Linked DNA regions of Mus musculus: region 1 is linked to region 2. The links are chromatin loops, found by intact Hi-C in ENCODE. Cell type or tissue: left cerebral cortex. All regions are shown on one strand. Links, peaks and the distances in the headings refer to the core of each region. The heading gives the core; the rest is flanking DNA.

The links. A loop is a pair of places that touch in the nucleus more often than their neighbours do. Peaks named below come from ENCODE experiments on the same cell type or tissue, not always from the same donor. Only the 100,000 strongest peaks of a DNase experiment are listed, where the experiment ranks them.
Region 1: a loop joins it to region 2, with 2.1 times the contacts of the local background. A loop is called at or near these places in 6 of 42 quality-filtered maps.

The regions. Positions count from the first base shown.
Region 1 is chr9:58,198,076-58,212,958 of GRCm38, reverse strand. Islr2 (immunoglobulin superfamily containing leucine-rich repeat 2) reads left to right here and starts at 10,674. Exons shown (of 3, transcript NM_177193.5): 1 at 10,674-11,007; 2 at 11,587-11,679; 3 at 12,976-14,883. The coding sequence starts at 12,984. It also overlaps the pseudogene 1600029O15Rik. In left cerebral cortex, for the core only: CTCF peaks have their summits at 8,130 (motif pointing right) and 8,675; DNase peaks (open chromatin) are centred at 10,883, 11,490, 12,011, 12,415 and 7 more places; H3K4me3 peaks cover 3,456 bases; H3K27ac peaks cover 3,191 bases.
Region 2 is chr9:57,928,304-57,943,186 of GRCm38, reverse strand. It overlaps Sema7a (sema domain, immunoglobulin domain (Ig), and GPI membrane anchor, (semaphorin) 7A), which reads right to left and starts at 3,075. Exons shown (of 14, transcript NM_011352.3): 1 at 2,859-3,075. The coding sequence starts at 3,036. Ubl7 (ubiquitin-like 7 (bone marrow stromal cell-derived)) reads right to left here. Exons shown (of 11, transcript NM_001122873.1): 11 at 13,219-13,474. The coding sequence ends at 13,337. In left cerebral cortex, for the core only: CTCF peaks have their summits at 3,093 and 7,314 (motif pointing left); DNase peaks (open chromatin) are centred at 4,738, 7,306, 9,845, 10,740 and 3 more places; H3K4me3 peaks cover 1,598 bases; H3K27ac peaks cover 4,591 bases.

The DNA of each region.
Region 1 (14,883 bases), core at 4,663-12,662, 270 kb before region 2:
GGTGTTTCCAACCCCTGGCAGTCCTCAGCCCATGTCGGGTGCCATACTCCATCGAAGCCAGGCTCCCTTGACTGGAGGTGGGAGGAGCTCTGAGGGGTTGCTCTGCCTGGAAGCCCCCTGGGATGCAGACCCTGAAACCACACCATGGTCTGGCTCCCTCCTCCTCCTCCTCCTCCTCCTCCTCCTTCTCCTCCTCCTCCTCCTCCTCTTCCTCCTCGATTGCTCTCCCCTCTTCCCCTTCACTGCTTTCTTCTGGAGTATCCCTTAAGCAACCATCTGCACACAGAACATCAACGGTGCTTCTAGAAAACCAGGTCCAACGATAACGAAAACAGCAAGAGCCTATGGGAACCAAGAGGAAATGTGATTTTTTGTCCCACTCACTCTTGTGCTCCGCTGTACACTGCTCTGAGCTTCGGTGGGGCGGTGGATAGGAAAGAGCTCTGAGGCTGAGGAATAGAGGAGAGGGAGACCTCGGGGAATTCACTGTTGAAGAACTCTGAGCCCCTGTGTACTGTGGCCCCTCTGTGTGCCGTGAAGATCCAGATGACAGCGAGCTGCTGAGCAGGAGGAGGCCTCCCTGTGTCCCCTGCCTTGGTGGATATCACTGATCAGATTCTGACCTCTAGGAGAGGTTCCCCCACTGCCTGTGGACTCTGTGTCCACAGAGCAGTGTGTAGTATTTGGGGGGAAGGAATTAGCTCCCCAGGTCCAAGTGTTCTGACGACCTTGAGAGAAAAAGCATGCTCCAAGGAGAAGTCAAGAGAAAGGCTGGCCCTGCTGAGAGCATGAGGGAAGGGATTAGAGACTTCAGAGACTTTGGGCTTGCTCAGGACAACCTCCTTGCTATCACAGCTTGCCTAAGAAGTTCAACTCAATCTGAAAACCAGTTGCTCTTAAGGCTACAGCACCCTCCAGAGACAGGTCTTGGTAACCGTGGTGCTTGAAAGACCCTGGGTGCATCCAGTCCACTTTCCTTGTAAGATTTCTGAGGTAGCATAAAAAGACAGAAGGCTGACACCATTGCATACACTAGCAAGATTTTGCTGAAAGGTCCCAGATATAGCTGTCTCATGTGAGACTATGCCGGGGCCTAGCAAACACAGAAGTGGATGCTCACAGTCAGCTATTGGATGGATCACAGGGCTCCCAATGGAGGAGCTAGAGAAAGTACCCAAGGAGCTAAAGGGATCTGCAACCCTATAGGTGGAACAACATTATGAACTAACCAGTACCCCGGAGCTCTGGACTCTAGAGCATATGTATCAAAAGATGGCCTAGTCGGCCATCACTGGAAAGAGAGTCCCATTGGACACACAAACTTTATATGCCCCAGTACAGGGGAACGGCCGGGCCAAAAAAATGGGAATGGGTGGGTAGGGAAGTGGGGGGGGGAGGGTATGGGGGACTTTTGGGATAGCATTGGAAATGTAATTGAGGAAAATACGTAATAAAAAAAAAAAGACAGAAGGTAGAGAAGAGACCAGTCTGACGTCTAAGAAGAGACTGCTTACTTCAAAACAGTGAAGGACAGACACTCTTCTGGAGGGCGGGGGGACAGGAGGGCCTCCAAAAGGATAGGGGACACTTGGAGTTTATATAAGAAAATTGGGCAATGAGAAGTTAAGGCAGTGGCTGGGCCGCTATACAGGCGTACAGTTTGCTCTCCTGTTACTGTGCACTCCATTGAGACTATCTCAGTCTATCTCAGCAATACAATGCAATACAATACAATACAATACAATACAATACAATACAATAAAAAATTCCTCTCTAGGGCCCACTGATGACAGTTTTGAGCAGAGCTGTGACATTCTATCTCTCCTGAGAAGAGTAAGTGACCAGGGACTGGGAGTGTAGTTCCCTTGGTAGTGTTTGCCTAGCAGGCACAAAGTTCCAGGTTTGATCCCCAGCACATATCTAGATAGGCATAATCCTGTCTCTCCAGGAAGCAGAGGGAGGGAATCAGAAATCCAGTGTCATCCTTAACTTAGTATAAAATTTGCCAGGTGGTGTTGTCTTTAATCCCAGCACTTAAGGAGGGAGAAGCAGGCAGATCATGAGTTCGAGGCCAGTCTGGTTTCCTGAATGAGTTCCAGGATAGCCAGGGCTACACAGAGAAACCTTATGAAAGGAAAGTTAAATGGAGAGGCCACATGCCCATCCCAACCACAGCCTCTGCTTCCTGGAGCTATGTGTCCAGACAAGGCTGAGCTATCTTTAGAAACTGTCTCGCCTTGGCTATCAGGATGCTGGTGATAGTGGGTGACGGAGCTAGGCGTGAGGTGAAAATGGCTGAATTTCCAACATGGGGGTGGAGGTGGGGGGGTTTCAGCAGTTTTCAGGGGACCAGAAAGTCCCTTGGTCAGGGTCTAGCATGTGTCCAAGGTTTATTCTGACCATCAGGATCCACGGTGGCCGACTGGAGGTGGCAGAGGAATAAGTGGAAGCCCAGAGTTCACACCTTAAAATGCAAGCAGGGAACAGAGAGGACCCTGGGAATGGTGTAAGTCCTTTGAAACCTCAAAGCATAGCCCCCAAATGATATACTTCCTCCAGGAAGGCCTCACTTCCTAATTTTCCCCCAAATAGCCACCAACTGGGGACCAAACAATCAAATGCCTGAGACTTGGAGGTGAGGCAGGCATCTGATTCAAACCACTACAGCCAGCCTGGACAGCATGAGACTCCTTCAAACAGAAACAAAGGTCAGCCAAACAAACAGAACAATGGAAACCCAGAAGCAGCAGAAGCTAGGAGTGGCAAGCCATGGGCTCCAAACCCAGTGACATCTCCACAACTTTCTACTTCCTCTAGATTATTCTTCTTCTTCTCCTTTTTTTTTTTTTTTTTTTTTTTTTTTTTTTGGTTTTTCTGGAACTCACTCTGTAGACCAAGCTGGCCTTGAACTCAGAAATCAATCCACTTGCCTCTTCCTCCTGAGTGCTGGGATTAAAGGCGTGCGCCACCATGCTCAGCTCTCTACATTCTTCTGTGCCTTCTTCCTCTTGTTTGTCAGCCAATGGTGTCATGCCTCTGTTCTCTACCATGGATGGGTGACAAGCCCAGGATGTAAAGTCATGCAGGAACATCTTTGAGCTCATAAACATATCCTGCTCATAAATATACAGCGTCTGCTGCTACCAAAATAGCTTTGGATCCCAGCACAGGCTTTTCCGAGAACAGACTCATCCTTTCAGGAATTCTGTGAAAGCAGAGGATCCCAGCAAAGAGAGTTCCTCAAACCGGGTTACGCACACTGCCCCAGTTGAGACCACTAAGTCCTGACGCAGGTCACAGAAAGGACAGACCAGCCTCATCTCCATGTAAATACTGACTCTAGCTCATACTGGCTGTAGTCAGACACTGCAAATTCAGCCTGACCCCATCTTAGCTTTCTTTGAAAATGAAAACCCCCAGCTTCTCTAATGAAAGGGGATCCTGCGTGTGGAGAAATTTGGGACTGACTCAAGACTAGATTACTCTAAATTGACCACCCCATCTCCTTGGTCAGGATTGTTTTAGAGATGGGGAATCCTGAACCTCTGTGTGCCAGTATAATCCAAAGAAAGGCATGGTTTTGGGATAGAAAACTGGTCTTCTATCCACTAGCCCAAGGCTTCTGAAACTTTCTAGTCATGATAGAAGTACAAACGAAACATCATCCTGATAGCTCCAGAAAGAAATTTATTTTAAAACAATTCATATATACAATAATTATTATTAAAGATGGAAGCAAATTGACTTTCATGCAGATGAGATGTGTGTGCCTATTTATTTTTACATAAAAAGTTAAATTTTCACCAAATATTTGACACTGCAGATAATAAAACATCTTCAGTATCTGTCAGAGTTGATTGTCATTTTGATTTATAATCACTAATGCTGAGAACTTCACTTCGCATACTAGTGGCAGAAGTATTTTCAGGGACATTTTCTAATTTGTTAGAGGTGCTGTCTTAATACCAAGCTGAAATTCATTGAAATTCATTTAGCTTTTTTTTTAAAAGATTTACTTATTTATTTTACATATATGATACACTATAGCTGTCTTCAGACACACCACAAGAGGGCATCCTCTTAACTGCTGAGCCATCTCTCCAGCCCCTACTTACCTTTTCTTTCTTTCTTTCTTTTTTTTTTTTTTTTACTTTATCTGCATTTATTTTATGCTGAATTTATTCCCAGGCCATGAGTTTTTGTTTCCTCAGTTTCTTTTTCTTTTTTGTAAAGATTTATTATTATGCATAAGTTCACTGTAGCTGACTTCAGGCACACCAGAAGAGGGCATCAGATCTCATTATTTGGATGGTTGTGAGCCACCATGTGGTTGCTGGGATTTGAACTCAGGACCTTTGGAAGAGCAGTCAGTGCCCTTACCCACAGAGCCATCTCTCCAGCCCATTTCCTCAGTTTCTTCTGGGATATGTTTTTCTTCGGTGCAGCCTTCTCTTCTGGCTTTGGAAAGGTCTGTTCCTTCTCAGTGAGGATCATCTCAATGTGGCAGGGGGAGCTCACGTATGGGTTAATCCGGCCATGAGCTCTGTAGGTTCGTCGGCGCAGCTTAAGTGCCTCGTTCACCTGGATGTGTCCAATGACTAGAGAATCCACATCTAAACCCCTAAGTTCAGCATTCCTCTCTGCATTTTTAAGCATGTACAGCAAAGATTCAGCATTCTTTCTTGGCCACCATCCCTGTGTCCAGCCCCACTGTTTTGGCCTGGGTGCATTATACCGCCAGAATGGCACACATTGCTTCTTTAAAGTGACATCCTTCAGATACTTGGCGGCTTTGCGGATATGCATACCCTTGATGGCCTGGGCAGTTTTCCGGGTCTTCTTGAAGTGAACAGGAAGGTTTGAACCTCTTGATTTGCATGATTTGGGGGGGGGGTTCTGGGTCAAGAGAGTAGCAAGCCATCTTCACAGGCCACCTCTGGCTGCTTACAGGAAGAGGAAGTACCTCCTTATCATTTTAAAAATACCATTCAAGTTAAGAATTTACACAGCAATTGTGGAAGTCAAACAGCCTAATTCAATACAATTCAAAGATATACTAATTTGATATGTATACACTGTATAGGATGTAAATGACTATAGAAAGATATTGTCATTGTCTCCCTGATTAAAATATTATGTTTCTATGAGAGCAGGAAACTTTGTATGGACAGTAAACCCCCTGCCATTCACGACATAAAACAGTCCTCAGTGTGAACCAAGGCATTTCTCGGGGCTTTTGTTCCTGTTGGGTGTCATGGCGGTCTGCACAGAGCAAAGTGTTCATGGTGTGTATTCAGAACCAAGCCGGCAGTGATGTTGCAAGCTACAACACGGGCAAGCACTGCTCGAAACACCTCTTCTGGTAGAGTGCTATTTTGAATTAACTTTGATCATTGTTCATTCAGAAGTCTTTTACTGTTGCCAGAGTCTTCACAGCTCACACATCCAGCTATACAACCCCATGTGACGTCACAACCTACAGCTTCAGAAAACGAGCACTGGTCTGGTGGGCACTGGTCTGTGCTGCTGTTGAAATCCTCTAACAGCCTCAGTGAGCACAGCCAGCTATCCTATGAAGGGTAAGAGAAGAGAAAGGGCCCAGGGGCTGCTGATATGGCACAGAGTCCACCAGCCCTGCAGCCTGCTTTGCAAGATGACAAGGTTACTGGTCTCTCCCCTTTAAGGTGGGACTTTTACCATTGGCAAATGGATCTTGCATGACACCCCAGCACCCTGCCCCTGATTTCTCTTTCAGAAAATCTATCTTCTAAGATATGAGTCACGATACCCCTGAAGAACCCAAAGCCATCGGATCTACCTGGAGCTGGAATTATATGTGGTTGGTTGTGACCTGTCCAATGTGGGTGCTGGAAATTGAACTCAGATCCTGCTCTTAACCTCTGAGCCATCTTTTCAGCCCTTAAATTCTTTAAGATGTTTAAATCTTTGTGTATATGTGTGTGTGCACGCCAATCACTGGTGCATGTAGAGGTTAGGGGACAACTTACAGGAATTCATCCTGTCCTTCCATTGTGTGGCTCCTGAGGCCCAGGTCATCTAGCTCGGTGAAAAATGCCGTTACTAATTGCTGGACCATGCTCCTCCATCACCCTTCCTACCTTTCCCTACTCTTGATCACATTGAGTCTTGCCATGGGGAAGCTGGCCACTCAGGGCCCTCTCCTTGGGGAGCCAGCCCTGCATTGGTGGAGTGGGGCACCATGCATGAAGAGTGCCATGCCTTCCAAGAAGTCCCGAGAATCGGCAAAACAAAAGCACACCCAGACAGAGTACACAAGCTACCGCCAGAAGAGCCGCCTAATGCTCACAGCAATGCCAGTATGTTAAGCTAATTTAATGAAAGCTCTGGAAGGAAGGTCGTGGGCTAGACCTGGGTTTGTTAATAATGTCAGGCTTCATTTGAACCGCTCCAGAAATCCCTCCCCACTGCCTCCAGCTACCTGCCACAGGTTGCTGTTTTCCTCAGAAATCAACAGTCTTCTCATACAAAAAATGTGGGCTTGCTTTTGTTTTTCTCTAGAAAAATAATTAAAGTCCCGGAGCTCAATAAATACTTAAAGAGAATGCAGTTTTAATTAAAAACCTTCTGCCGATGCTGTGGTGGCAAGTGTTGCTTCCCAGGCAGGCATGCTGGTGACAGCCACATGCATCGCAATCTGCTGAGGATATGAAACCAAAAAACCTGCACAGATAATAGCGGGTAATTCTGACTCTTCACAGAAGGGGCAGGTGGTGAAGAAAGATGTCTACGGGCAGAGCCAAGCTCTTCTCCCTGTGGGATAAGCAGGACATAAGCACCAGGAACACACGTGCCAGCGTGTTCATCTCATCTAGACCCAAGGCTTTAAGACAACAATGGTGGCTGATTCTATCCAGCAACTGGTGAGGAAAATGTGCTTCACTAAGCACCAAGTACCATAGACTGAGTGCTTGACAATGTCTTGGCTCGTTTAATACTCATGAGGAAATTCATTCATATTCGTTCTAAAGATTTATTTATTTTTATTTCACCAGGAGGGGGGAATGGCTGCATGGGTAGATATATCTGTGTGCCACCTCTACATCTGATGCCTGGGGAGGGGTCCAACTCAGGTCTGCTGCAAGAGCAGCCAGTGCTCTTAACCACTGTACCATCTCTGCAGCCTCTGTCCTTTATTTCTTAGAGATGTAGAGAGGCTAAGCCAGGGCCTCATAACTGGTGTGTGATAGAGTCTGGTGCTGGAAAGAAAAATGATGGCTTAGAAACAGGGAGTGTTTCTTCTCTGGGGAGTGACCTTTCTGATAGAAATTAGGTTAGGAAAGAAAAGTGGAAATGCTTGCTGGAATCTCCTGCCCGCCGTGTGTGTGTGTGTGTGTGTGTGTGTGTGTGTGTGTGTGTGTGTGTGTGTGAACTTGTTAACTTGCAGGCACTGTAAAGTGTGAGACAGTGTGTTCCACAGCTTCTGGATGTAGGGCAGCTGGAGGGAAGGTCTCCCGAGCAGGCTACTGATGCCAGGCCATCTTGTTCTTGGAAGCTCTTCCTACACCCTTTGGCCAGTTCATCAGATCACCCACGCACCACATTAAAATACAAGGGCGCATGACAGAGCAGTTGCTGCAGAATCATGCACACATTACCTGGCCTAAACTTTTAGTCAAACACCCATTCCTTCCGTTTTCTTCCCCCACTCTAGCCCAGCTTAAGGCCAATAAGTTTCCTTTGTCAGCTCAGAGACATTTTAGAAGCCTCGGGCAAAGTAAGGAGAGGCAGGGACAGGCCTGCAAGAGAAGGCGCTCCTGGTCAGGGTCAGGGAGGTATGATGGGAGTTCTCTTGCCAGTGCAACTATGCACACCAATTAACTCGCAGGAGAATGGTGCACTGTTGGATTCTGGGCACTGGGAACCCAGTGGGCCACGAACTGGCCAAACCTGTTAGAGTAAGGAGGGCCGATTGTGTTTTCATGGAGGCACAGACTGGGTATACCTAGAGAAAACTCGAGGATTTTGGTCAAGCATGCCCCGGCGATAGCATTTCCCAACAGCACTGCAAAGCCACAGGCAGGGCTCTTTGGTGCCCAGGCCTGCTCGTGCCATCCCTTCAAGGTCAAGGCCTTGTTTCTGCACAGTTCAGGCAGTATCCAGCAGGGGGAGCGCGGGTACCAGGGTTGAACTCCAGATCTCCGCGGACCTAGCCCGGGGAGCAAGTCCGAGGAGCCTTCGGTTTCAGCGATCCCACCACTTGGACAACCTGGGACCTCAAAGGTTGAAGTTTGTGGAGGTCAATCCACAAAGAAGTCTAGGGGCGTTAGCTCTTGGTCTCTGCGTCTGTCTGGAGTCAGGACTGCAGCTTGGTAAAAAGCTTGTCCCTGAACTGAACAGATTCTGAATCGGAAGCCCTCTGTTTTCCAGCTTGACAACTTTTCTGTCGCTCATTCCCCCCCCCCCCCTTTACTGCACTCGCCTGATTAAATACTTGTTCCTTTAAGATCAAAGACGTAGGGCAGGGGTGGGAGGTGGGAAGTGTTTCTATGCCGTCTCTCCTTCCCTAGGTATTATTAACCGTAAAAGCAATCGACGGCAATTCTGGGCGGCGCCAGGGCTCTGCCTGCCGTCTTCTAGCAGAGCTCAGTGGTTGAATCAGGAATTGCAGCTCCTACCCAAGACCCTGCGGACGCTGCTAGCGGCGACTCCGGCTGGCCTTGTCTGGACCGGCACTGGGTTCTGCAGGGTTGAAGACGGGGTAAGGGATGTCTTCTCCCTGGTGCAAATTCGGGCAACAGAAGCATTTTTCGGGAGAGTGGGTGGGAAGCTGGGTTCCACGGGAATCAGTACCCCAGCCAGCGTGGTCGCCACGCCCTTAAACTATTCTGTAGACGCTGGAACCGCCCTCTCTACAGGGAGTCCCCTGGTTTCAACCTCTTTAGGGAAGAAAGCCAGAGTTGGGAGAGCTTACCCCAGACACTCCTGCACGTCCGTGCGATCGAGAGAGCTCATGAGCCCATTCTTCCTTCCAGCCCTCGGCCCTTCGCTCCTCCTAAGTTATCCCTCTGCAGGCTTGCGTCCCTCCAAACTCAAAAAAAGAGAGCTGACTAGAAGTAAAAATCGGATGAGTGGATGTTCACTGGCGGAGGAACGCCCACGCCTTGCGTCTTTCTCTCCCCCACCAGGAAAGTCCTCAGGATTCTCCATCCCAGAACACTAAGAACAGCAGAACGTCCCTCTGCTGCCACACCCTCTTCTGGTGCGAGGCACCCCCCACCCCCTCAAGGTTGCTAGAACATGAACAATACGACAGACATTCCTCTTACTTTGCAGACAAAGAAGTCGGTATCGGGCGGCTATTCCAAATCTCTGAGGCCTTGTCCCAGGTTAGAGCCTTGTGCTGGACGGCCTCAGACGTACAGGATTCCAGGCAGGGAGGAGTCAGAGTTCTCATCTCCTCTCCCTTCTCAAAGACATCTTCCCTGGATCGCTCAAGCACCCTCTCCTGGTTCGGTCTGTGGGGTTTCCAGGCCCGAGCAGGTGTGAAGTTCTAGATTCCGAACTTGGCTGAGTTTGTGGGGGTCCCATCAGCCCGTAGCCAGGAGTAGGAAAGAGGGAGGGACCAAAGTGAGCACACACCAGTGTGTTCATATTTAATTTACAAAGGAGCCTCAGAAACCCTGCCGGGTGGTCCCTTTAGATGCAGCGTTCTTCCTGCATCTCTCTGCGCCCCCCTCCCTAGCTCATTAAAATGCTTAACACTCAAATCGGGGTATTGATCTCTGCAGAGGCCCCAAACACACTGCCATCCAACCAAGACAGAAGACTGACTCTGATGAGGGCTGGGAGACCCCAGCACCCCAGTATTACAGTGTATATGAAAGAGAAGGAGGGGACTCTCTACACATCTCTCAAAATCTATGCCCCCTTACCAGTTCTGGCTAGCAGCTCTGTCTCCTGGGATGCCATAGGCGGGGGAGTGAGATGATGCATTTTAGTCAAATCCCTAGACATCCCTTGAAATTCTCCTGCTCATCGCTAAAAGAAATGTCCAGGGTTTGCCAAAGAGAACAGCGAGTCCCGAGTCTGCTGAGGCCAGCTGTTACATGAGGGTGTGAGATGGCAGGGCGGTGGCTGCTGCCTAGGCTTTCACAGTGTGTGTGTGTGTGGGGGGGGTGCGAGCATGCAGGGGTTGATGGCCAGCTTGCTAGAGATGCTGAGAGGATACTGAGGAGCGGGGTGGTGGTGCAGGAAATGCTCAGGGGTTGTAAGTCCCTAGTCCACAGCACTCAAGAGGAGCAAACGGTTTTTGTAACTATCCTGGTCCCTGTAGCCACTATTAGTGGGCAACCTTGGTGTCCTGTTAGCCCGCAGCAAGCAAGGGCAGAGTGAGACACTTGGGTGAGTTCAACCTAATGTTTTAGGAGCTCAGAAGACACCCACTCCACTGTGAGCACTAGGTAGCCCACGGGCAGTGGAGTGCACGCGCTGGTTTTGCCACAAAAGACCTGAGCGTGGAGTTCAGGCTCAAGAGGCTGAGCAGGGTCTGCGATGGGCTGGGGAGGTGGGCGTCTCCTCTCCGCGCACCCTGCAGGGCTGCGCCTACTAATCTGGCGAATTAGTCTGGCGGTGATTGGGGGTGGAGGGGAACCAGGATTTGTATCTGCCCAGATCCAGGCAAAATATGACAGAGAGGGTGAGGCGTTCTGCTAACACTATCAATTATGCATCGTGTTGAACGAAGCTTCGGGGAGGGGGAGGCTAGCAGGCGGCAGGAGGAAAAGGGTCCGGGAGAGCCAGGCAGCGCAGTTCAGCAGGTCCCACTGGAGGTCTTTCTGCGCCACTGCTTGCTTTGGAGAGGGGGGAAAAAAGTGTTTAAAGGCAAAGACACGCCCCTCCAGTCCTATGCTTTTCTTTCTCCCAAATTCCTCAAAGATGGTTTGTCTCACGTGTTGCGGGGCGTAGAACGGCTCGCATTCAATTAGAAGCGAAGCTCGCGGGCGCTGGCGGGACGGGCGCGTGAGGGTGAGTGAGCGTGGATATTTGTGTGCGCGCAAAAGAGAACGGTGAGTGTTTGAGTGAAGGTGTGCTTGTGAAAATGTGTGTGAAAGTAGGGAGAACTTAGCGCGTTGACGCGATTATTACATGTTGACGAGTAGTTCTAACCTGTGAAAGTCATGTGAAGATGTGTGTGTGTGTGTGTGTGTGTGTGTGTGTGTGTTGGGGAGGGGTTTGGAGACATAAGGAGGAATAGTGACAATGTCATCGAATGTGTAAATGTGGGGAGAAGTAGAAAATGGGTGCTAGGGGTACGGTGGGCTGGAAAGGGCGGAGCCTTGGGCTATGGGCGTATGGAGCCCCTTGAGACCGACAGGTCTCAGCCTGAGGTGAGTAGAGGATCTCTATGGCTTTAACAAATGTAAACGCAGCACGAGGTGGGAGACTGTGCGCGTTCCCGCCGAGCACGGGGGCGCGCGACCGCTCTCAAACCTGCAATCCTGGAGAAGTAGGGCGAACAGATAAGGAAAGAAAAAAATTGAAGTAGGACTTTGGGGCCAAGGGGAGTTCTTTCAATGCACTCCCCCTTTCTCCCCACCGCCACAGCAACAGATGCCAGAAGCTCCCTTAGACTGTCACCTGAGTCTGGAGACCGGCTCGCAGCCCCACAGCATCACACTGCAAGTCAGAGAGCAGCAGGTAAGCAGTGGAAGGGCCCCACAACCTCAGTCCACAGGGTCGATCCAGCCTAGTCAGGGTTGGGTGGCTGTCTGGGAGGAACAGGGAAGGGAGGTGCCTCCTTTAGGAGCAAAAGCAAGAAGGGACCCGCTAATCTCAGAGACAGGGTGTAGGAGAGGGTCTTCCAAGACTGACAGGACCCTCAAGTTGGGGCAGGGAGTCTGTGTTAATATATTTGTATGTCTAGAGACAGGGGATGCACTCAGGCGTCTTAAGGCTCTAGAGGGAAGTATAGAACCTTGGACTGTCTCCAGGCTTATTAGCTAGAGACTGTTCCCTAAAAACCTGTGGGCAGAGGGATTCGCCTGGGCTCTGTGAATCCAAAGAGGAAGCTTTATTGACTGTTTCCACAACATGCCTGCTCTAGTCAGGGGGTAGGATTTTCTTCTCAGAGGAAAGCATGGTTGAGCAGTTGTGACTTCCTGAGGGGAGCTGCAGCCCAGGGCAGGGAGGTGAGAAGGCAAAGTGGGTGGAGGCTGCCTAGATCCCCCACACCACACCTCACAAGTTCTCCATGTTGCATCGGCTAGGGGTTCGGTCTCAGAGTAGGGCAGTGTGGCACCTATGTCTCTGAGTGTGGCTGGTTCACATGAGGACTTGTGTCCCTGTGCCTGTCCCTTCTCACTGTACACAGGAAAGTGCTTTGCTTCCTGGTGGAGAACACTGTGGTAAAGCTGCATTGAGTTGGGAGAACAATGAGGTCCCCAGGGTATATTGTGTAGATGTTTGGGTTGCCCGTATTTTTGTGTCTATATAACTCATTGTGAACCTCCTAACAGAGTCTCGCTGCCTTGTAGTGGGATGCAGCAGGGAGATGCCTGAGTTTTTGTTTGCGCTGTTGTTGCTTGTGAGGAAGTGTGTGCGAGTGCTATGCGTGGGACAAAGGATTCCGAAGAAGACAGTTAGTCATGAACGAACATCTTTCTGCATCTCCATTTCACTGAATTAAATGAAGATAGAGAAAGAAGGGTCTGTATGGGGCCCATTGCAGACCACAAGCTTTGGAGGGGGCAGTTCCAGATAAGGGGATAGATGGGAGCTGGGGGTGGTGTGGGGGAGGATACTTCATGCCCTCTGGAGAAACAAGACAGTTTCTGAAAGCAAGCCTTCATTGAATATGCAGGCTTTCACTGGTCTCAATTCAGTAACCAAGGTGTCTGGAGCCTACATAGGTTTAGAAGGTAGAGTTTGTTAGGGGAGGGAGAGAGGTGTGGCATAAGTGACCATTTCCCCCTTCACCTTGACTTCCCTCTGCAGGAGTCACGATGGGGCCCTTTGGAGCCCTGTGTTTGGCCTGGGCTTTGCTAGGAGTGGTCAGAGCGTGTCCCGAGCCTTGCGCCTGTGTTGACAAGTACGCCCACCAGTTTGCAGACTGTGCCTACAAGGAGCTGCGCGAGGTCCCAGAAGGACTGCCAGCCAACGTGACCACGCTTAGTCTGTCTGCCAACAAGATTACGGTACTAAGGCGGGGGGCCTTCGTCAACGTCACGCAGGTCACTTCGCTGTGGCTGGCTCACAGTGAGGTACGCACGGTAGAGTCAGGGGCATTGGCAGTGCTGAGTCAGCTCAAGAACCTCGACCTAAGCCACAACCTTATATCCAACTTCCCTTGGAGCGACCTTCGTAACTTGAGCGCGCTGCAGCTGCTGAAAATGAACCACAACCGTCTGGGATCGCTGCCCCGGGATGCACTCGGCGCGCTCCCGGACCTGCGCTCTCTGCGCATCAACAACAACCGGCTGCGTACCCTGGAGCCCGGCACGTTCGACGCACTAAGCGCGCTGTCTCACCTGCAACTCTATCACAACCCCTTCCACTGCAGCTGTGGTCTCGTGTGGCTGCAGGCCTGGGCAGCGAGCACCCGGGTCTCCTTACCGGAGCCCGATTCTATAGCGTGCGCCTCGCCCCCTGAGCTGCAGGGCGTGCCCGTGCACCGCCTGCCCGCCCTGCCCTGCGCACCCCCCAGCGTGCGTCTGAGCGCAGAGCCGCCGCCTGAGGCACCTGGCACCCCTCTGCGCGCAGGCTTGGCTTTCATGTTACATTGCGTCGCCGAAGGCCACCCCACACCCCGCCTGCAATGGCAACTTCAGATCCCGGGTGGCACTGTAGTCTTAGTGCCACCGGTTCTCAGCAAGGAAGAAGATGGAGGAGATAAGGTGGAGGATGGAGAGGGTGACGGAGATGAGGACCTGCCTACGCAGACTGAAGCGCCAACCCCAACTCCAGCACCTGCTTGGCCAGCGCCTCCAGCCACCCCGCGCTTCTTGGCCCTCGCAAATGGCTCTCTGTTGGTGCCCCTTCTGAGTGCCAAGGAGGCAGGCATCTACACTTGTCGTGCACACAATGAGCTGGGCACCAACTCAACGTCCTTACGGGTGACGGTGGCTGCAGCGGGGCCGCCAAAACACGCTCCTGGAACAGGGGAAGAACCTGATGCGCAGGTCCCGACCTCTGAGCGCAAGGCCACCACTAAGGGCCGTAGCAACAGCGTCCTGCCCTTCAAGCCTGAAGGCAAAACCAAAGGCCAAGGTCTTGCCCGAGTCAGCGTGCTTGGGGAAATCGAGGCAGAGCTGGAGGAGACAGATGAAGGAGAGCAGATGGAAGGTCAGATCCCTGCAGATCCGATGGGAGAGAAGCACTGTGGCCATGGGGACCCCTCTCGCTATGTGTCTAACCATGCATTCAACCAGAGCTCAGATCTCAAGCCGCACGTTTTTGAGTTGGGCGTCATCGCGCTGGATGTAGCAGAGCGTGAGGCTCGGGTGCAGCTGACGCCTCTTGCTGCGCGCTGGGGCCCTGGGCCAGATGGTGCTAGCGGAGCGCGGCGGCCGGGGAGGCGGCCACTGCGCCTACTCTATCTGTGTCCTGCGGGGGGTGGCACGGCAGTTCAGTGGTCACGAGTGGAAGAGGGGGTCAATGCCTACTGGTTTCGCGGCCTGCGGCCTGGCACCAACTACTCCGTATGCCTGGCACTGGCGGGCGAGGCGTGTCACGTGCAGGTGGTGTTTTCTACCAAGAAAGAACTGCCGTCCCTGCTGGTTATCGTGACCGTGAGTGTTTTTCTCCTGGTGCTGGCCACCGTGCCCCTGCTGGGTGCCGCCTGCTGCCATCTGCTGGCCAAACATCCGGGCAAACCCTACCGTTTAATCCTGAGGCCACAGGCCC
Region 2 (14,883 bases), core at 2,991-10,990:
TGGGGAGTGGCACCTTAATGGCTACCCAGCAGCTCCTAAGTCAACAATAACATCCTGTTGTTTAATTGGGCCAGAGGGGGAAGAACCAGCAGGGCAGGGAGAGACTGTGGTCAGGCTGGATAACTCTGACTTGGGGGTCAGGACCGACCTCCATGGGCTTCTCCTTCTCCAGCTCTTGGGGAGCAGTACATAGCATAACAAGTGTACCAACTTCTTGCCACACTACGCCCTCTCCTGCCATCCGATGTCTCCCGCCCTTGCTTGAAGGGTCAGAGTCATACGTTTACACTGATGACTGACTCACACGTTAGAGATGCCCTGTAGGGACTACCTCCAGAGCTTTCCTGCTCTGGCAACCTTTGGGAGTCAAAGACAGGTGCACAGCTCAGGATAGCCAGCAGTCTGTGATGGAACACCTTCTCCCTGGTCCAAGCTGTTCTGCACCAGGCTCTCATCTGATTGCAAACAACTGAAGTCTGGGACCTTCTCAGAGACCCTCCTTTAATCTTTTCCTAAGGCTTGAAGTGAGGGTGGGAACCAAGCAAAGAAAATAAAGACATTTCTATACCTGTCCCAGTCCCTATTCTGTCTCAACTCAAAACTAAACTTCAAATCTATGTCTTGTACAGAAATGTATGTGGGGTTACCACTATCCACACATAGTCTAGTCAACCCTGAAGGTTGCTATATCCCATCCACTGGTAGACAGGGCCCTAGGCTTACTGCAACGCTTGGAAGGCTCTCTCTCTCTCTCTCTCTCTCTCTCTCTCTCTCTCTCTCTCTCTCTCTGTGTGTGTGCCTGGGTTGGCCCTATCCAAGCTCCCTACTATCCGATTGCCATGTGTTACCCCATAGGAGACAGGAGGCAGCTGTCAGCCGGGCACACCATCACCAGCTGGTGGCCCTAGGGGCTTGGGGACAGGTGAATGGCAGGGCCTGTCTGGCCAGTGGGGCACCTGGCACTTGTGAAGGAGACTGCAGACTGTCCTTGGACAAGATTGGTGAGTGTCTGGTGGATCCCAGCCAGAGGGGGTCAATAGTGCATTACCAGTGTGGTCACTCAGTGAAGTGCAAGCTAGGGAAGCAGCACATAGAGATGGGCTGGGAGCCTGAAAGTGGGTAAGAGGGCTGAGAGCAGCTTTAAATAGTCTGAGGGTAAGGGAAGACTAAGTGCCAGGGATGGAGAGACATGCATTAAGTGCTAACAAGTGGGTGTGCATTAAGTATGTGGCGGGAGGTCAAGGAAGGATTGGGGGGACAAGCACAATCAAATGAAAGGGGTTTGATACAGAGGGAGATTCCAGAACACTCAGACATAACCGTTTGTCTCCTCTGGCATACTCATATGCATGTGTCTAAGACACAAGGGGACGGAGGAAGTTAACATGCTGGCAGGGACAGAGAAAGAGGCTGAAGTGGTGCGACTGTGGAGGGTGCAAGTATCCACCATGAACTGGATGTTCAGAGGTCCAGATAAACTGCTCCTCTTCCACCAGTTACACCTCTGGCTGGATGGCGGAGTTGGAGACGAGAGTACCACGTTTATGGTTTGGAGAACCATCTAAATCCTTCTCCTCTCCCTAACCTGGCCCAGGACAGATCCAGAGTCAGATCAGAGACCCCTCCGGCACAGTGAGTGCCCACACTGCCCAGTGACCTTGGGCAAGTCACATTCTCTCAGCTGCTGCGGCAGTTCGGGCCACTCATTTTATGTGGGTTTCCCCCCCTCTGCTAAGAATACCTGCCCCAGATAATGCTCAGACTTCCGCAATCCCTGCAAACTGCCAAGGCATCAAAGGGACAGTAGGGACAGACAGGACAAGTACCCCCAGCCCCCGGTGTGAGTCCCCCATCACCACTAGGGGAGGGGCTGCAGAGATGCCAAATTTGGGTACAGAGCTGAGTTTGTCTGGGGGCGGGGAGGCATTTGTGTGCAATGCAGGGAGGGAGCTCAGTCCCTAGTGGCAGAAAGCCTCCAACCCCAACCTAGCCAGCTTTCTGTCCCACCGTCCGTGGTTCTGAACTGCGATGCCCGAAGGAAAGACTCCAGTCCCTCAGGTTCTCATATTCACTACAGTCCTAAGGATGCACACTCCTCCCCAGATACGCCGCTTGGGGGTCCCAATGGCCTCGCCCCACCCAATGGGCACTGTCCCCCCTCCCCGTGCTAGTGCCGATTTCTGGTGACAACTGCCACGTGCGGGCAAGGGGGGAGCGGCTGGTCCTAGCATTACGGAGACAGCGCCCAGGTGCTCGGAGCCCCTGCACCGCACCTTGTCCCGGTTCGCCGCAGGGTGCCCACCCCCTTGCCTGGCCCGCGCTCCGGGCCGGGGCGGGGGCGGGGGCAGGCGGCGGGGTCTTTGTTCCCGCAGCCCGAGCGCAGCGGCGGCGGCAATGGGTCCGCGCCCCCTTCACCAGCCGAGCCCGAGCCCCGCGTGCCAGCAGAGCTCGCAGCTTGCAAGGAGGAGGTCGGGGTGATGAAGCTGGCCAGGGGAAAGAAGGGTTCTGTATAGTAGACCCCGTGGCGGAAAGCCAAAGAGCCTCGGTGAGACAGGGGCCCGCAGCCTCCCCCCGCGCTCGGGCGCTGCGGCTCCGGCTCAGAGCTGCCGTTGGACTTGGAGCGCCACTTAGCTGGGCCCGGGCCCCAGCCACTCGCTCGCACGCTGCAGCGCTCCAGCCCGCTCCGGCGTGACAGTACGCACACTCACAAACACTCACCCGGACCCACACGCTCCCTTCGGGGCCAGCCTGAGACCCGCAGAGCTGCGCACACGCACTCTCTCCGGGTGCCGCACACTCTGCACCCGCCCCGCAAGGCGTCCGATCCCGCGCCCCGCCGGCCGCGCGGCGCCGCCTACCTTTCCAGACGGCGGAGATGCGGGGTCCGCTCCTCGAGTGGCCTTGGGCGGAGGCGGCGGCCACCCAGAACACCAGCAGAAGCCGCAGCCGCAGCGGGAGCCCGAACCGAGCCGGCAGGCTGAGGACGCGGGCGCGCGGTGCGCTGGGGGCGGCACGTCCGGGAGGAGGAGGCGTCATCCCGCAGCCCCGGAGCGACAGCGGCAAGCAGCCGAGACTGAGACAGCGCCCGGCCGCAGGCAGAACCTAGCGCCAGGAGGCGGAGTCAAGCGCCTGACCCCACCCCGCCCCTCCCCCCCGCCCCTCGCAGCCTTTTCTAGCTTTGCCGGTGGCCCCTTGCTTGTGCGGTGACCGCTGCCAGGAAAACCTTCGCTACCCGCACGCGGGCAACTCCACCGGGAGAACCCAGCTGCAAAGAAGACAGACTTGTGATCTGTCATGAGGGGCAGATCCCATCCCTCCTCTGGGCTTCAGTTCCACTTCCCTCGCCCCAGTGGAAAGAAAGGCCTAGGAAATCCGTAAGGATCTCTCAGCGCATGGATGAGTCTAACACCGGACAACCCCCCTTGCTGTCAGCTAAGTGGTTTGTAGTCAGAGAACCATTCTCATAGAATGGGCTTGCGGGAGTGGGACGCAGCTCTCTGCTGATCCTATCAGCCGGAGCAGGATGCTTTCCTCTGTGGAGGAGAGAGGGGAGGTCTAAGATGTGTGGGGTGCCCACAACGCCCCACGATTGCTCTGCCTGAGAGAACACTGGGAATTTTTCATCTTGGCCTGGCTCCCTCCTCTCCCTCTCCTTTCTCCTCCCTTCCCCAGCCAGCAGCCTTCTGGGCTGCCTCCCCCCAGCCAGCTGGTGTATGCTCAGAAAATCCAAACTCATTTCCATGTGCACTGAGGGGGATATAATTAGGAAGGCCCCTTCCCCAAGAAAAAAGTGAGGGGCACAAGACTCATAATCAGAGAGGGAAGGTCAGACCAATCGAAGGGAATCTTTCTCTGCCTAAGGCTCAGCTACATACCAAGGGCAACCTGGTGACGCGGTGGTAGTTCCATCAGAGGGTCCAGGCCCCTCTGCAGTCACCTGAACAACCCAGGAAACTCTGTCATTGGCTTATGTTTTCAGAGCCACTTTGTCTGCTCTTCGTAAAAGGGTCTCCCATGTTCCTTGGGCCAGAGATGGACAGATTCCCTACCTCTGCTTGTACCCAAAGAAGCTATGACTGGGAAATCCATCCAGGTCAGCTTGTCCCAATCTATTGCTTACTGTATATGTAGTCTAAGATGTACTGCACCAAGAAGAGACAGGGCAAGGAAGAGGGAACAGAAGTAAACAAAGACTTGACCTTCAAAACCCACAGACCCAGACATACTGAGCATGCTGTAGACACAGGCAGACCCTGGGCAGGATGCCCTGACCTCAGAGCCAGCCTCTTCACTGCTCCACGGGCAGGGAGGTTTTGATACAGCGAATCTTAGCTCTGCCAATTGTACAGTCTGCTTCTAGTTGTTTTCTCCATTCCTAAAAGCCCCAAAGTACCCTAGCCACTAAGGTGAATTCCTCCAGATCTCTCTGTGGGGAGGGGTCTAGAGACACTACAGGGCTGTGCACGGAGTCACTAGCTTCATGATGCCTAAGATCACAACCCCAGAAAGAAAAGCCTATTGACAGCCCAAGAACTCCTTCCCAGGCCTGCACTGAATCCTGTGGCCCTAAAGTTGGCAAACTGACCAGGCCAAAGTAGCTTCTAAGAATGATACTTGCTTTCTAGCCCAGTGACTCATATTCTGGGCAGTTATGCCCTCCAGTATCTTCATTTCTATAAATGATTGGGGCAAGTTAAGAAACCACCCATCCCTGCCTTTAAGAACCAAGCATTCAAGTGCATCTGAAATGAAAACATTACCCATGTGCACAGTAACTCATAAAATGCAACCCACTTCCGCCTACATCATTCCTCTCAGACCTACATTTTTTTCCTCTGATAAGGAAACATAGCTCCAACTTAGGGACAACTCTGAGGCATCCAGGACAACAGGGGTCCGTCTGAGATCAATTGGAAATGAATGAATGGAGACAGAAAGCCAACTTTTCTGACTTTAATAACAATTGCCAATAGTGTGGTTACTATTACATGCTATAAACATTCCACTGCCTCATTTTTAATGCCGACTTCATGATCCTAGGAGTTAGGTGCTATAGTTCCTCTCTCTATAAGCAGGGGAATTAAGGCATAGAAAGGTGATACAATCTACCTAAACTCACTCGGGTGGACAGAGACAGTGGCAGAGCTGGGACTTTAACTTAGGTGGTCTCTCTAGGGCCAACACCTTTGCTTCCATCAGTGTAATGTGCCTTTGCGTGCTGCCGCTGGTACTTGACTGCAGTCTGGGTCCAAACAATCCTCAGAAGGACCCAGACAGGGCTAGGTTACCACGTGCTGAGCAGAAGGGCAGGCCAGGGGCCAGACTCAGCCTCCTAAGCAATAGGGAACAGATGGAAACTAGGGGTAGAAGCCAAGGCGTTTGTTTTTTTTTTTTTTTTTTCCCAAGGCTGCATGCTAGAGTGAGAAGTGCTGAAGGCCGTCTTTTCTCCAAGACAGACCCTGGGACAACGGGCCAGGCCAGATGGCAGCCTGCTCCTTGATTCTATAGAAGGAAAAGCCACAGAAGGGAACAGGTACCAGCAATAGTTTGGGGGTTCCTGACTCAGGTAACACAGGGAAATCGAAACAGTATAGGTAGTGACAGGCCTGCCTGCCTGCCTTGTTAGAATCCAAAGCTGGCCCTTGAGCCTGAACCAAGGCATACCCTGCCACTCATGACCAGTGATGGGAAATGGCCTCACCAGAAGCAGCATCAGATGCAAGTGATGACAAGTCTGCAGGGGAGACACAGCTCTGCTTCTCCTCACATGGCCCCAGAATTGGAGGAGTGGGAGACAAGACTACTAGAAAGGATGCAGACCTGCACCCTGTGGGGCAGAGAAGGTGCAGCCAAATCCAACGGGTACCCTTGAGAAATCAAAGGATCTGGACACATACAGATTGGAGCTTCGTGACCCAGAACCAGCGGAGGTCCTAAGGTCCATCACAATATTCCAACAGAGCCTCTTACCCTCTGGGACCAAACTCAGTCCGTTTCTCCTTTCCCAAGCTTTCCTCAGTCTTGATTCCACAGCCTGACCTTGCAGGCATGACCTACCCCAACAAGAGGCCCAAGGTGAGGAGATACAACATACACACAGGTTGACCATCATACTAATTTTCATAGATATAATAATCTAAGAATCTAACTTCTCAGGGTTATTAATAGCTCTAGTCGTTTGTGTCGCCTCCTCATGTAGGATTCCATCCCTGCCATTAAGTCTCCACCCAGGCCTGCCTCTAACAACAGGAACGATTTACTCATCTTCATGTCCCCTAATTGTCAGAGGCACACAGACCAAGCAGGTCATGGGTGGAATGCTGTTTACAGGACAGCTGCTACTCAGCTCAGGACCATGGAGGCCACAGAAAAGGCAGCAGATAGACCGTCTGGCTTTTCAAGTGAAGTTGAAAGTTAAGTCTTTGCTCAAACTCTCCGGTTTAAAGAGATCATCATCAAATAAAAGCATCACCAAATGATCCAAAAAAGTTAACACGGATGCATGATGCCAGGTGTTAGGAGCTAGAGAGATAGCTTAATGGTTAAGAGCACTGGTTGCTCTTCCAGAGGACCCACATTCTATTCCCAGTACTCACATGCTAGCATTCAACTGGCTATAACTCCAGTTCCAGGGGCTGATGGCAGTGTATACATATGGTGCAGAGACATGTGAACAGGTAAAACACCCATATACACAGAATAATAAATAAATACATACATAAATAAATACATAAATAAATAAATAAATAAAGTTTTAAGAAACAAAACAGTTTTTAGGCCACATCTGGACCACTCTGCACACCATGCCTGTCCGTCTCACAAGCATGGCACAGTAGCTTTAGTTACCATTGTTGCTGGCCACATGCCTAGGTGTGCCTGGGTAGGAGTGAGTGCAGAGCTCTTTAGGCTCTACAGATCCCAGTACCACATCTCACCACACCACACATCTCCAAACCCTCACCAGCTTGTTCTCAAGCTCCTGCTTTCTCTCCCTAAGCCGGATCAGAGTCTACCAGCTACCAACTCTGATTGAAAGACTTGAAAAACACACATTACTTAGCCCCTCTGGTCTGCACTGCCCAGTGCCAGCCTATACCTGTATCTGTCGCAAACATACATTTTCATTTGATCTCTACCCTAAATTGTTAAAAACTCAATGAGATCAAAATGTGAAAATCCAGAGAGGAATATTTAGTGAGGACAGGCAGAGAAGAGCTAGACTTTTTCACCTTCCGTTAAGGCGGTCAGCTCAAGTATGACTGGGTGAGACAGTTTAGCACTCTTAGATGGCACTGGGCTTGTGGTAGGAGCGCCACCTGGTGTCTGCAAGTCTTAGGGACAGGACAGAAACTCCCAAACCTTTGCAGAGAAATCTCCTCCCTCCAGCCCATTCCCAGGCCACAGACCCATCTCTGAGCTTCCATTCTTGCTCTCCAGGGCCTGGATCAGATACAATCACATGAAATCACATGTGACCCATCAGTTGTAACAAAATCTCCTGACTAGATGGATCTGGAAAGTTCCTATCTCAGCTTGGCAGCTAAGTTATTTGGCAGTGCCCTGTCCCAGGCCAACTCTGATTCTTTTTTTCTTTCCTTTCCTTCTTCCTTCCTTTCTTTCCTCCTCCTCCTCCCTCCTTCTCCCTTCTGCTCCTCTTCCTCTCCCTCCTCCTTTTCCTTATCCTTCTTCTCCTTCTTCCTTCTTTTCCTTATCCTTCTCTTCCTCTTCCACTTCCTCCTTCTCCTCCCCTTCCTCCTCTTCTTTTTCTTCTTGACAGGGTCTTACTCTCTTGTAGTCCAGGTTGGTCTCAAACTTACACCAATCCTCCTGCTTCAGCCTCTTGAGTATTGAGATCATAGGTGTAAGCCACCATGGTTTCTTTGTTCACAAGTGAGAAAGAAGAGCTGACGCAGTTGTTTACCTAACCAGCTCCTTTCTGGCCTGGAGTAAAGCATGGTACCTTCGGCATTTTTTTTTTTTTGCTTGGACCCTGGACGACATGCACTCTTACTATGCTTTACATAGGGTAGGCCCGGACCCTCCCAGCTGATATGATCCTTGGGCTTGCTAGGACCCTAGCAATGAGAAGACCACATATAGGCCAGTGCTCCAAAAAATCACTCACCTTTTCTCATGGATGTAAGAACTCACAAATTGCACTTCTTGGGACCAAAAGCATTATTCAAAAGGCATGCATACAGTCCAACTTAGGAGCCTCTTAACACAGCCCTCGTGGCCTCAGACAGCCTCTAAGTACATGCCTCTGATGACAATGTACTCCATCATGGAGGACCTCTGCCCATCTTCTTAGCTCTGCACAAAGGTTTCTTCCTCTGGAAGACTGCCAAATAGTGGTCTAAAGCTACACAATTCTGTCTATTCACTTTATAGAATACAGCCCCTTCATAAATTTAGGTCAAATTCTTTGAAATCTTGTGTGTGTGTGTGTGTGTGTGTGTGTGTGTGTGTGTGTGTGTGTGTGTGTGTCTGTGTGTGTCTGTGTGTGTGTGTGTGTGTCTGTGTGTACACAGATGCCTTCAGAGGCCAGAGGTGTCAGATTCCCTGGAGCTGCTGTTACAGGTAGTTGTGAATTGAATACTTAATAAGTAACCACTGAACAACCTCTTCAACTCCAAATTTGAGGGGATTTGTTTTAGATGGCCTCTTTTTTGAAGCCAGAATACATTTGTTTATTTATTCATTCATTCATTCATTCATTCATTCATTCATTCATTTAACGTGTGTGAGTACACTGTATTTATCTTCAGACACATCAGAGGAGGACACCGGATCCTATTACAGATGGTTGTGAGCCACCATGTGGTTGCTGGGAATTGAACTCAGGACCTCTGAAGAGCAGTCAGTGCTCTGAACCACTGAGCCATCTCTCCAGCCCCTTAGCAATTGGATTTTTGGTTTCTCAATGAAAGGCTTATTCTAGTCCTCCACCTTGGATTCCCCTTGTGCTACCTTATGTGGTAGGATTCCAACTCCTTGAATCGTCCCCAACCCAGCTCTGGAGTGCCATGTGTCTCCAATACACACACTGTCAGTATCTATAGACTTAGAATAAAATGTCAAACAGGATACAACTGAGGCTCCCAGAATACAAGCCATGTGTGGAAGTGATCTAACCTTCGGTTGGTCTGACATAGAAGCTTGTTCCCCTCCCATGCCTAAACTGCCACTCTCAGGGTGAGGGTTTAATACACTCTTCAGCCCAGGTAGCTTCCAGACTGTGGGCTGGGGACAGAGCCTAGGTGACAGTAAGGATGGCTATTGGATACACTGTCTCACCCAAGCCCTGGAAAGGCTGGTTTCCCAACATAGTTACATCTCCTAATGGGCAGCACTTGTGGGCACAGGATAATAAAAACCTGCTTTTCAAGGTTGTTCTGAGAATGCACTGAGATGGCACCATGGGTCTCAACTCAATCCCAGCATGGAATGCCCGATAAATGAGCATTACTGCACAGCACTGCTGGGACCTAGCCTTGCTGAGGCAGAAGCCTGGGTCGTTGTGAAAAGGCATTTCTGGCCTGGGGAAGGATGAATTCTGTTACCAGCAACTGCAGAATAAATGTATGGGACCAAGACATGGCCAAGCCCACAGGAACAGTGTAACCAAGCTGACATGATTATGGCCCAGAGCCAGAGAAGGCCGAACCGTGGGTGTCAGGGGAGGCAAACAGAGGCATGTCAATAAATTCCCCCAACATTCTCACCAAACCATCACTGCCAAGGCCTGTGGCAGAGGAAATGAGAAGCCACCTCAGGGTAGGGCTCTGAGAGCTTGGTCTGGGGCCCAGGCCAGATGGGGCTGAGGCGAGGAGCAGAACCCAGGCCCATGTGCCCAGCAAGCTGTGCCAGCCCAGTCCGTGTCAGCCCAGCCAAATTTGAGTTATATCAGGAGAAAGATCTGTTCAGAAAGCTCACCCATCTCTGCATATTTGCATATTCTATTTTAGGGTCTCTCTTCCTTTTTTTCCCCTTAGCTTCCTAGAAAAGTTCTTGTCATCAATTCCAACTTCACCTCTGTTGAACTGCAAATGCTCGCTGGGCCCCACCTCTGCTCCCTCACTAGGATCCCTGGCCTCCTGACCTCCACTGCCCATGGCTTATTCAGGGCCAGTTCTTGCAACCCAGCTCAAGCTCCAGTGTACCCAGGCCTACATCCCTAAGTGCAAGGTGGCATTCTGTGACCAGGCTTGCCTGGCGGCTGATGCCACTGACCATGCATGCCCTGTCCACCTCCTTCACCCCACTTTGGTGACCCCCTTCTCCTTCCCAGAAGTAGATCTCCTTCTCACATCTCCCAGTCACCATTTCCCATAAAGCCTAACTCCTTTGTGGATATCTATTTTCTTCCACGTTCTCCTGGAGAGATGATTTCCACATAAGATGCCAACATAGCCTTGAACTTGAAATTTCCTGATGACTATCTCAGCCCAAGGACCACTGCCTGGCTGTCTTGGAGTACCTCAAGCTCACTATGTCCAAACTGGTCTTGCATTATTCCAAATGTACCCCTTACTCTTGGCAGCATCAACATCTACCTACTCACATCCTGCCTCCCCTTTTCCCCACCCCCAGATCTGGTCTGCCCTTCACACCTCACATCCCTCCCCTCCTGCTGCAGAAGGTTGCAGGTCCTAGTGTCCCATCTGGAGATAACGAACCTTCTCACTGGTTACCCATCCTCAGTCTCACTTCCCACAAATCCAGCCTCCACACAGCTGTCAGATTATCTCACATACAAATCTGGTACCCCACCCCCACCCCGCCCCACTGTCCTGCATAGACACTCCACAAGGCAGGGCTCCAGGCAGATTACTGAGGCACAAAAGGCTTGGCACCCAGAAGCCTAGAGAGTTCTGAGTCTTCATTGCTACGGCAAATACTCTTCAACATCAACTCAAGACTGGAAATGTGGAAACCTAAACATTTTTGCAGAGTAGGTAAAGAATAGGCTGCTGGGGCATCTCTGGAATAGTGTGTTCTTCTGAGAACCCCTCAGGAGAAAACCCGAGCTCTTTAGCCTGCTGACGGCCCCCATCACCTACTCCTCCCATCTCAAAGGCCACAGCTGCAGAAAAAAACTACACCAGAGTCAGTTTCTAGCTGCCCACTTCCTAACCATGAAATTGTTGACAGGATTTCCCCCTCTGAACCTTGTTGTCTCCATCTGTTTAATGGCAATGCTAGGAGTACCCTCTCCCTAAAGACTGGAGTCTGTTTTAACTATAGCAACTATCCCCCAAGCTCCCCTTTACTGCCAGGCCAGACCTCTGTCAACCAAAGTGGCCCACTGCCTCAACCTTTCCACTCTTCTCCATTGTCTATTGCCAATCTATTCACCAACCAGAAGCTAGAATGACCTATATAAGATGGAAAGCTGCTTCCCCAGTTAAAATTCTGACTTCCTGTGGTGCCCAACTTACTTTCCACACCAGCAGGTCCACACAGACATCCCCTCTCCACAGCTAGGCACACAGCACATACACTTGCTTCCTTAACCTTCCATTCTAGCTCCAACACCTCTTCCCCCAGGCAGCTTCTCTTAAGGGACATACTACTAATCTAAGTGATTCCTTCCCCCTGAGTCACCCACTCAGCCTTGGCCTTGTCTGGCCCAGCTTTCATCAGGGTTTAGTGGGCAAGGTCTGCCTGCCTTACCAATAGCACAGTTCTTCTGGAGCAAGTAGGCCACCATGTTTACATGACACAGAGAGGCTGTTTGTTGAAAGAGTGAAAAGCACAATGGCAAGGAAGGAGCCCTCAGCCCACGGAAAGCCCCGGGCTCGGTGGGGGCACTTATCAGGCTCAACATGGACTGTTTAAAATATGACCACAGGAAGCAAAGCCAATGTGCCAAGCCCATGGAGGAAAGACCTGACAAACAAGGGAAACTGTTCACTCAATTCTGGGAAGCTGTGTAACGGGTACCAAGAGTTGTTCCAGAAAGGGCAAAGACAAAGGTTCTGCAGCAGAAAGGGATGCATGAGCTCGGGAGCCTTGAGCAGAGTAAGAGAACCAAGAGAGGAGGCAAGCTCTAGGGAGTGCAGCATCAGCACCATCGGACTACCACTGGCCCTTGGCCTTTGCTTCTATCACAATACTTCTCAACATCAACTCAGGATCATGAAGGAAATGCAGAAACTTCAAAAATTACAATGGACTGAGGGCATATCTGGAATAATGTCTTCTTCTGAGTACCTCTCCTTAAGATTATTACTAACATAAAGGTCATACAGACCAAGACGTGCTGGGGACCAAGATCAGGAGGGTAGTTCAAAGGGCCACATAGAATCACCAAGTAACTAAACTACAGGAGGAGAAATAGCACAGACCAGTTCCATGTGGCTCCTTGAGGTGAAAAGGATTATAGATACTTTCACAGGAAACCTTCTGTCCCAAGAGGAGACAAGCAGGGGCAACAAGGCCATGACTAGAGATGGTGTGAATGGAATGTCTACCAAAGCCAAAGTTGGGACAAACTTCTGGGCTTCTGCCTTCCACATCAGCTCCAAATGAGTCCAAGAACTATTATAGGGATAGCCATTTTCCCCCCTAACAGATTTGAAGCACATGAAACCCACTTTGTCAACTTGGCCACCTGTGTGATGCTGCAGGTAGCACCTCAGACCCAGAGCAGACAGATAGCAGCAGCTGGGTTCTCCTTGGTATTAGAGTTCAGCTGTGTTTGTACTGCTGGTGCAAGTAGTATTTTTAACTGCTCTTGTCTTTATACCTTTAGGACACAGGAAAGGGACACATTTCCTGGCACAGTTTGAGTCCTGAATTACAGAACACACATCAAAGGATGTTTGGTGAGACACAGCCAGTGTAGGGACATGGAATCAGCTGATATATTCTCATGCCACATCCAGAATTCACCTGGTCACTCCCCAGACTTTCATCAGAGGTCATAGTCTCTTCTGGCCGTCTCTGTAACTCAGCAACTACCCTGAAGACTGGGTTGTAGCTCACTTCAGCCTCAGGCTCTAAAGCACCAAAATAGATGGGGGCTATTGCTAGGGACTTGTCTAAGATGAATATGGGTATTACACAGCATCCCCCATGACATTGGCCCAGGATCTAAACCACGTAAGGATCAACCTGAACCCTGAACCACAGCACCACAACCATGCATCTTGCTTGCCAAGCTGCTCCCACCAGTTGAGGTCAATAAGAAGGCCAAGCACTGGACACGGCAGGCAAGGGGAGCATATGATATATTGGGGTGGGGTTGGGTGGGGAATCTAGAAGCAACTTCACAAGTGCTTCTTGCCAGGAACAGCCTCTGCAATTTGCTAGGTGTTCAGGTACAAGAAGTTCATGGGGCTCCTCCAGCAAAGATGAGTTCCAGGGCTGCTTGGATATCACCTCCAGTGGCCTGTAGGGCCCGGAGGCTTAGTTCGTCATCCTGGATGCCCATGTCACGCAACTGCTGCAGCTGAGGCTGCCACTGGATCTGTGGAAAGACAGGTCAGGCAGAAGGATTAGCAAGGCTCCTGATGAACAGTCATAGACTTAAAAGGTTGTATTTTCAGGATAGAAAGGAAAAAGAGAAGACACACAGCAAAGCTACTGATGTTTGGGACCATAGCATAGGGACATCATAAAGACTGAAGATACACTTGAATGTGAAGAAAACAAATGAGTTTGTTGTTGCTTTTTTTATGTATATGAGTACACTGTCGCTGTCTTCAGACACACCAGAAGAGGGCCTCGGATCCTATTACAGATGGTTGTGAGCCACCATGTGGTTGCTGGGAATTGAACTCAGGACCTCGGGAAGAGAAGCTGGTACTCTTAACCATCTCTCTAGCCAATGAAGTTTTTTTTGTTGTTGTTTTGGTTTTGTTTTTTCAAGACAGGGTTTCTCTGTGTAGTCCTGGCTGTCCTGGAACTCACTTTGTGGACCAGGCTGGACTCAGAACTCAGAAATCCACCTGCCTCTGCCTTCCAAGTGCTGGGATTAAAGGCGTGCACCACCACTGCCCAGCATGAAGTTTTATAGTAAAGAGAAAGTGTAAATTATTCAATGCCTAAATTCCAAAAACTTGTTCACACACACACACACACACACACACACACAGAATGCACACATTTTGAGGTTAGCTTTGAGACAGGTGTGCTGGTTCTTCACACACACACACACACACACACACACACACACACACACGCAATGCACACATTTTGAGGTTAGCTTTGAGACAGGTGTGCTGGTTCTTCCCTTAGGAGGTCAGTACAGGGCACTTCTAATTCAAGCCCAGTGAGTCTTTTTAAAAAGAGAGAGAGAGTAACTGCAGATGTCAGGAAACCACCAAGAGGCCACTGGGAGGAAGCTGCCTTAAGAGAGGAATGAAGAAGAATGTCGGCTCTATGAAAGCAGAGATGCAGGGCACTGGAATGGAAAGGTTTAAGCAAGGAAGAGGTAGGTGTTGTGATAGAAGAAACAAGGAGGGTAGCTACCCTAACACACCCAAAACAAAGGTGGTGTGAAAAGTCACAAAGAAACCTGTTAAGTAAACCTTTCATGGTTTGGAGAAGCTGTTCCTAGAAGCTATAGATTATACAAAACAGCAGTGCCAAGGGTGGGATACTTACTAAGGAGTTACTGGTTAAGGAGGTTCCAGAGCTCCACAAAACAATACAGGTTCTTTCCATTCCTCTTGGTTGCCCACCAGAACTAGACAATAAAACCTTATCGCTGAAGACAACACTTTGGTAGCACGAAACAGAGAAATAACACTGGAACTGAGCTGGAAGATTCCCCTGCTGGAAGCTTTTTAATAATCCCACAAGTTTCTATGCAGGCTACTGTAAGAGAAGGGTCTTACCCACCTGTGAACCCTCCACATGAAACCAGATAAGAAG